2 separate regions of the Homo sapiens genome follow, and region 2 is linked to region 1. Evidence: chromatin contacts called from ENCODE Hi-C or POLR2A ChIA-PET data. All regions are on one chromosome and are shown on one strand. Each heading gives the region's core, a stretch centred on a gene start or an enhancer-like site at or near the end of the contact. The rest is flanking DNA. Distances are from core to core; before and after follow the strand shown.

Region 1 (2,700 bases), core at 25-2,524:
CAACCCAAAATTTGGGGCCTCATCTGTGTGAGCTTTGTATGTCTTCTCCCTCAGCCCCTGACCCAGCCTCGGAGCCTCCACCCTCGACTCACCAGGCCCTCCCACTAGGCCCAGAGCATCCTCTCCAGAACCCCCACCTTGGCTCCTGACCGCAGAGACAAGGAGAGACCATGAGCTCTGGTAAACTCCACCCAGCCTTGCTCTGTCACAAGGGAATGCCAGTGTCAAGAATTAAACTTGAAGCATCTCAGTTCCTCTCAGCCCCATTATCCCATTTTTGAGGTATGAAAACTGAGGCCCACAGAAGTTAAATCACTTGCCCAAAGTTCAGGGTGCACACTTGAGTGTTTTTTTTTTTTTTTTTTTTGAGACGGAGTCTCGCTGTCGCCCAGGCTGGAGTGCAGTGGCGCAATCTCGGCTCACTGCAGGCTCCGCCCCCTGGGGTTCACGCCATTCTCCTGCCTCAGCCTCCCGAGTAGCTGGGACTACAGGCGCCCGCCACCTCGCCCGGCTAATTTTTTGTATTTTTAGTAGAGATGGGGTTTCACCGTGTTAGCCAGGATGGTCTCGATCTCCTGACCTCGTGATCCGCCCGCCTCGGCCTCCCAAAGTGCTGGGATTACAGGCGTGAGCCACCGCGCCCGGCCTTTTTTTTTTATCTGTAGTTTTGTTTTGTGTGTTTGTTATTTTAACTATACCTATATGTTATATATACTCATGTTTACAAAATATACTTAATACACAGTTTAAAAACCAAACAAGGCTGGGTGTGGTAGCTCAGGCCTGTAATCCCAGCACTTTGGGAGGCGGAGGCAGGTGGATCACCTGAGATCAGGAGTTGAAGATCAGCCTGGCCAACATGGCGAAACCCCGTCTCTACTAAAAATACAAAAATTAACCGGGCGTGGTAACGCATGCCTGTAGTCCTAGCTACTCAGGAGGCTGAGGCAGAAGATTCACTTGAACCCGGAAGGCAGAGGTTTCAGTGAGCCGAGATCGCGCCACTGCACTCCAGTCTGGGCAACAGAGCAAGACTCCGTCTCAAAAAATAAAAAAATAAAATAAAAACCAAACAAAAACTAGCCAAGGTCACCTCCTTGGTTTCTGGGTGAAAGCACAGGCTTCACGGGCACATTGACAAGGGCTGTAATTCCTGCTCTCTGCCCCTTACTGAGCCAATCTCCCCAGCCTCAGTTTCCCTGTGTGTCAGATGTGCATGACGACATGCAGCTCCCTTTAGAGGGTGCTTAGTGACAGCAGCACACACACTCCCATGTGCCAGGCATCGCCCGTGTCATCCTCCCAGTGGCGCTGTGAAGTGGGAGCTATTATCTTACCTAAGGTCATACGGCTAGTGAGTGGCAGGGCCGGTATTTGGATCCGGGCGGGCTGGCTTCGTTGTCTGTGCTAAGTGCCAGAGTATGAGCCCCTGCCATGTACAGGAGGGCCGGGGTCACCCTGAGTTTCACTGTTCCTACTGTAAGATCAGCACAGAGGTGGGTGTGGAGCAGCTGTGCTGTTCGGAGTGACTCCGGCCTCTTCACACTGAGGGTGCCAGCACCAGGCCAGGCCTGAGGTGGCTGCTCCCACCTCTTCCTAGGCGGCAGGACCCCATCTGAGGGAGGAAACCTAAGACTAGCCAGACCAGGGTGCTGCCAGTATCCCTTGGAATCCCTGGAGCTGAATGGGAGAGCAGGCCAGGCAAGGGTAAGGGGCTCCTCTCAAAGCTGGGACTACCAGGCTGAGGACCATACATTCATCTGCAGAGCCCTGGATGGGCCTGGCCTGGGAGTGGGGCCATGACGTGAGGCTTCAAAGTGCTGTAAGAAGAGCTGGGGGGCTCCCCAGATACCAAAAGATCCAAGCCTTCTGTATGGGGAAACTGAGGCCCAGAGAGTGGAGGGGTCCTATCCAGGTCACACAACCAGTCCATGCTGGGACTGGGAGAATGGGAGAGGGTCCAGTGCTCCCATGGCTCATGTCCCAGCCTGGGTCCCACAGCTGCACAGATCCATCTACAGGAGGAACCATGCATATGCATGCATGTGCGTGCATGTGTGTGCGTGCATGCACGTGTGTGCGTGACAGCAAAACCAAGAGCAGGGACCCACAAGGTGCTATGATGCCCACCCCACCTTATCCTAATGCCTCCCTCCCTCCCTTCCTTCCTCCCTCTCTCCTTCTTTCCTTCCTTCCTTCCTGAAGAAGGACCTGCCTTTCTCCTCCAGAGACTTCCCTCACCTCTGCCCCAACCCTTGTTTTCATCTCTCCCCAAGGCCTGGCCTCAGTCCACCCACCATCCCCTTTACTTCTCTGACATCTCCCCTTTCCTCTTTCCATTCCAGCACCATGGCCCCTCCAGCTCCCCCTCAGGGAACTGGCTGTTCCTTCAGCCTGGCATGTTCTTTCCCCAAGTGTCCACATGGCTCACTCCCTCACTCCTTCAGGTCTTTACTCAAAGTCACCTTCTCAGTGAGGCCATCTTCTCTTCACACCTCCCCACACTTTCTAGACACTGTGCCTGCTTTTTCTCCATAGCATCTATAACATGCCATATATTTTACATAGAACGCTAGCTCCATGAGGACAAGGACTTTTATCTTCCTTACGCCTGTGTCCTCAATGCTGGAATGGTGCCTGGCACGTTGGGGGCTCTCACCTGATACCTGCCAAGAGAATGGAAAGGATTGCTCTGCGACT
Region 2 (3,010 bases), core at 153-2,652, 51 kb after region 1:
AATCTTCCCACCCTAACCTCCTGAGTAGCTGGGACTACAGGCACGCACCACCATGCCCATATAAATTTTTTTTTAATTTTTTGTAGAGATAAGGTTTCACCATGTTTCCCAAGCTGGTCTCAAACTCCTGGGCTCAAGTGATTCACCCACCTTGGCCTCCCAAAGTATTGGGATTACAGACATGAGCCATCACACCCAGCCAGAGATTCCTTTTCTTCTTTTTCAAGTGGAATTCAGAGAAAAAGAGCAAGATACACATCTGAGTTACCACGGTATGTTTCAGGGACCCAGGGGTCCAGGCCAAGATGGTGACAAAAATGTCAGGACCTCAGCCTTTCCCCCTTTGACAGGATCCACTCAGGACAGAATTCTTACTATCTCTCAGCAGCCTTCCCACCTCCCCCAATCCTGCCCCCGGCAACTATCTTGACCCACCTTTGTTTGTTTGTTTGTTTGTTTGTTCGTTGTTTTTGAGACAGAGTCTCGCTGTATTGCCCAGGCTGGAGTGCAGTAGCGCAATCTTGGCTCACTGCAACCTCTGCCTCCAAGGTTCAAGCGATTCTCCTGCCTCAGCCTCCCGAGTAGCTGGGACTACAGGTGCCCGCCACCACACTCGGCTAATTTTTGTATTTTTCGTAGAACAGAGTTTCGCCTTGTTGACCAGGCTGGTCTTGAACTCCTATTCTCAGATGATCCACCCGCCTCGGCCTCCCAAAGTGCTGGGATTACAGATGCATGAGCTACAGCACCCAGCCTCTGTTTGTTTTTTTGTTTTTTGTTTGTTTGTTTTTTGTGTATTTCTGCTGTTTAAATCCACCTTTCTTAAGTACCATTTTGGACACATTTTCCCACCCCTCTCATTTGCATCCTCTAATTCTTAAACTTGGCATTCCAGGTCCTCACAGCCAAGTCCCCTCCCATTGCTGCTGCCTTCTGGCTTCATGTGTGGCTTTCAGGATCTCTCTGCTTCAGCTGTGTCTCTGTCCCTTTTCTCACACCCTGCCCTCTGATGCAATGTCCCCCTGCCCTCTCTCATCTGAATTTAAGGCTGTTAGGACCCTAGAAAATAATCCAAGAATGCTAGGCCTGGGAAAGGAAATTGAGACTCAAATCATCTCATGCCACATCCCTGTGGTACTGAGGGAGAAACTGAGGTAAAGAGTGGTAGTGGGAATTACTCTGGGTCTCAGAATAACTTGGAGGTCCTGACACCCAGGCCCCTCCCTGCACTGTGTGCATTGGTCTCTATCCAAGGTGGCAACTGGTCCCAAGTTGACTCCTTCCTGACACCCTAGGTTGGTGATGGATGAGCTTATAGGGATGACTAAGCAAGAACGGTAGGAGGCTGTGGTTCCCCAGAACCTCCCTGGCCTGGATCCTGCCTAACTTGGCCCCACACACCCTTCTAGTCTCATCTGGCATTCTCAGCTCCAGCAACACTGAACTCTGTCCAGCTCTTGCAGGTCACCCTCATCTCCTGCCTTCAGGCTTTTAGACAAGCTGTTACCTCTCCCTGGATCAGCCCACAGGCTAATTCCTTCTCATCCTTCAGGACTCAGTATAAAGGTGGAGGGGCATGGGAAGGTGATGTGGGCCTTAAAAGGGCTCCGCGCTTGATTTAATGCTGTCCAAATTGCCTCTGGTTGCTTGTATTTGCAGTATCCTCCACTAATTAGCCTTTAGATTCCATGAAGGCAGGAACAGTCCTCAGTTTCTATTTGGGAATCCATTTTTTTCAGAGGAAGTTGACATCTCTCTTGGGACCAGAGGTGGGAAACATGAGGGATGGGCCCATGACCAAGCTGATATAATCAGAGTGTACCTTAGGGTGTTTACTGGAACAGCTAGTGACAAAGATGTTCCATCTTCCCTGCTGAACATTAACAAGGAAGCATGTGGCCCGAGAGCCACTGCCAGCTCTCTTGAAACCACAGAGAATCTAGCCTTAGGATGAGGCTGACAGCATGGAAGGAAGACAGAAGAGACAGAAAGGACATGTATGCTGGATCAAGCCTCAAGTGAAGTTTTCCTCTAAATTGTTCAGTTATGTGAGCCATTTACCACCGTTGCCCAAGCCACATTGAGTCAAATTTCCTCTTACTGGCATCCAGATGCTTTTTACCTAATATTGTGGTATATCTTATCACAATATTATATAAGATATTAGTCATCATAGTATTTCTGGTGCTTACCATGGCCAACCTGGCATTGAAAAATAGGTGCTTGGGAGGTCGGGCCTGGAAGCTCACACCTGTAATCCCAGCACTTTGGGAGGCCAAGGTTGGAGGATCACCTGAAGTCAGGATTTCGAGACCAGCCTGGTCAATATGGTGAAACCCCATCTCTACTAATAATACAAAAATTAGCTGGGCGTGGTGGCACACACCTATAATCCCAGCTACTCAGGAGGCTGAGGCAGGAGAATCACTTGAACCCGGGAGGCGGAGGTTGCAGTGAACCGAGATCACACTATTACACTCCAGCATGGGCAACAAGAGCGAAACTCCATCTCAAAAAAAAAAAAAAGTGCGTGGTCAGGCGAGGTGGTTCATGACTATAATCCCAGCATTTTGGGAGGCCAAGGCAGAAGGCTCACTTCAAGAGTTAGAGACCCGTGTGAGTAACATAGGGGGACACCATATCTACAAAAAGTAGAAAAAAATAATAAATTAGCTCAGTGTGGTGGTACACACCTATAGTCCCAGCTACTCTGGGGGCTGAGGTGGGAGGATCACTTGACCCCAGGAGGTTGAGGTTGCAGTGAGCTGGGATCACACCACTGCACTCCAGCCTGCAGAACAGATGGAACCCTGCCTATAAAAAATAAAAATAAATTTAAAAAACTAAAAAAAGATGCTTAAATGTTTTTTGTTTTGTTTTGTTTTGTTTGAGACGGAGTCTCACTCTGTCACTCAGGCTGGAGTACAGTGGCATGATCTCAGCGCACTGCAACCTCCTCCTCCCAGGTTTAAGAGGTTCTCTTGCCTCAGCCTCCCAAGTAGCTGGGACT

The links. A loop is a pair of places that touch in the nucleus more often than their neighbours do. ChIA-PET counts read pairs that join two places held with the same protein, here RNA polymerase II (POLR2A). Pooled maps may share reads with other maps.
Region 2: a loop to region 1 is called in a map of HAP-1, with 3 times the contacts of the local background. The contact joins two enhancer-like sites. A Hi-C loop is called at or near these places in 11 of 168 maps with a recorded cell type or tissue (CD4-positive, alpha-beta memory T cell, CD8-positive, alpha-beta T cell, Caco-2 and 8 more), 3 of 37 single-sample maps with no recorded cell type and 17 of 50 pooled maps. POLR2A ChIA-PET finds 5 or more read pairs at or near these places in 8 of 52 experiments (Caco-2, H1, HEK293 and 3 more).

The regions. Positions count from the first base shown.
Region 1 is chr9:33,378,502-33,381,201 of GRCh38, forward strand. The region is part of intron 1 of LOC124902142 (a long non-coding RNA gene); the gene reads left to right. Among named protein-coding and RNA genes, the nearest start is that of AQP7, 23 kb to the right of the region's middle. RefSeq lists an enhancer at 2,103-2,700. Within about 2 kb of position 1,275, at least 2 of the 41 ENCODE cell types and tissues checked have a DNase peak (open chromatin) inside an H3K27ac peak, as active enhancers do.
Region 2 is chr9:33,429,749-33,432,758 of GRCh38, forward strand. No RefSeq gene overlaps it. Among named protein-coding and RNA genes, the nearest start is that of AQP3, 16 kb to the right of the region's middle. Within about 2 kb of position 1,403, at least 3 of the 41 ENCODE cell types and tissues checked have a DNase peak (open chromatin) inside an H3K27ac peak, as active enhancers do.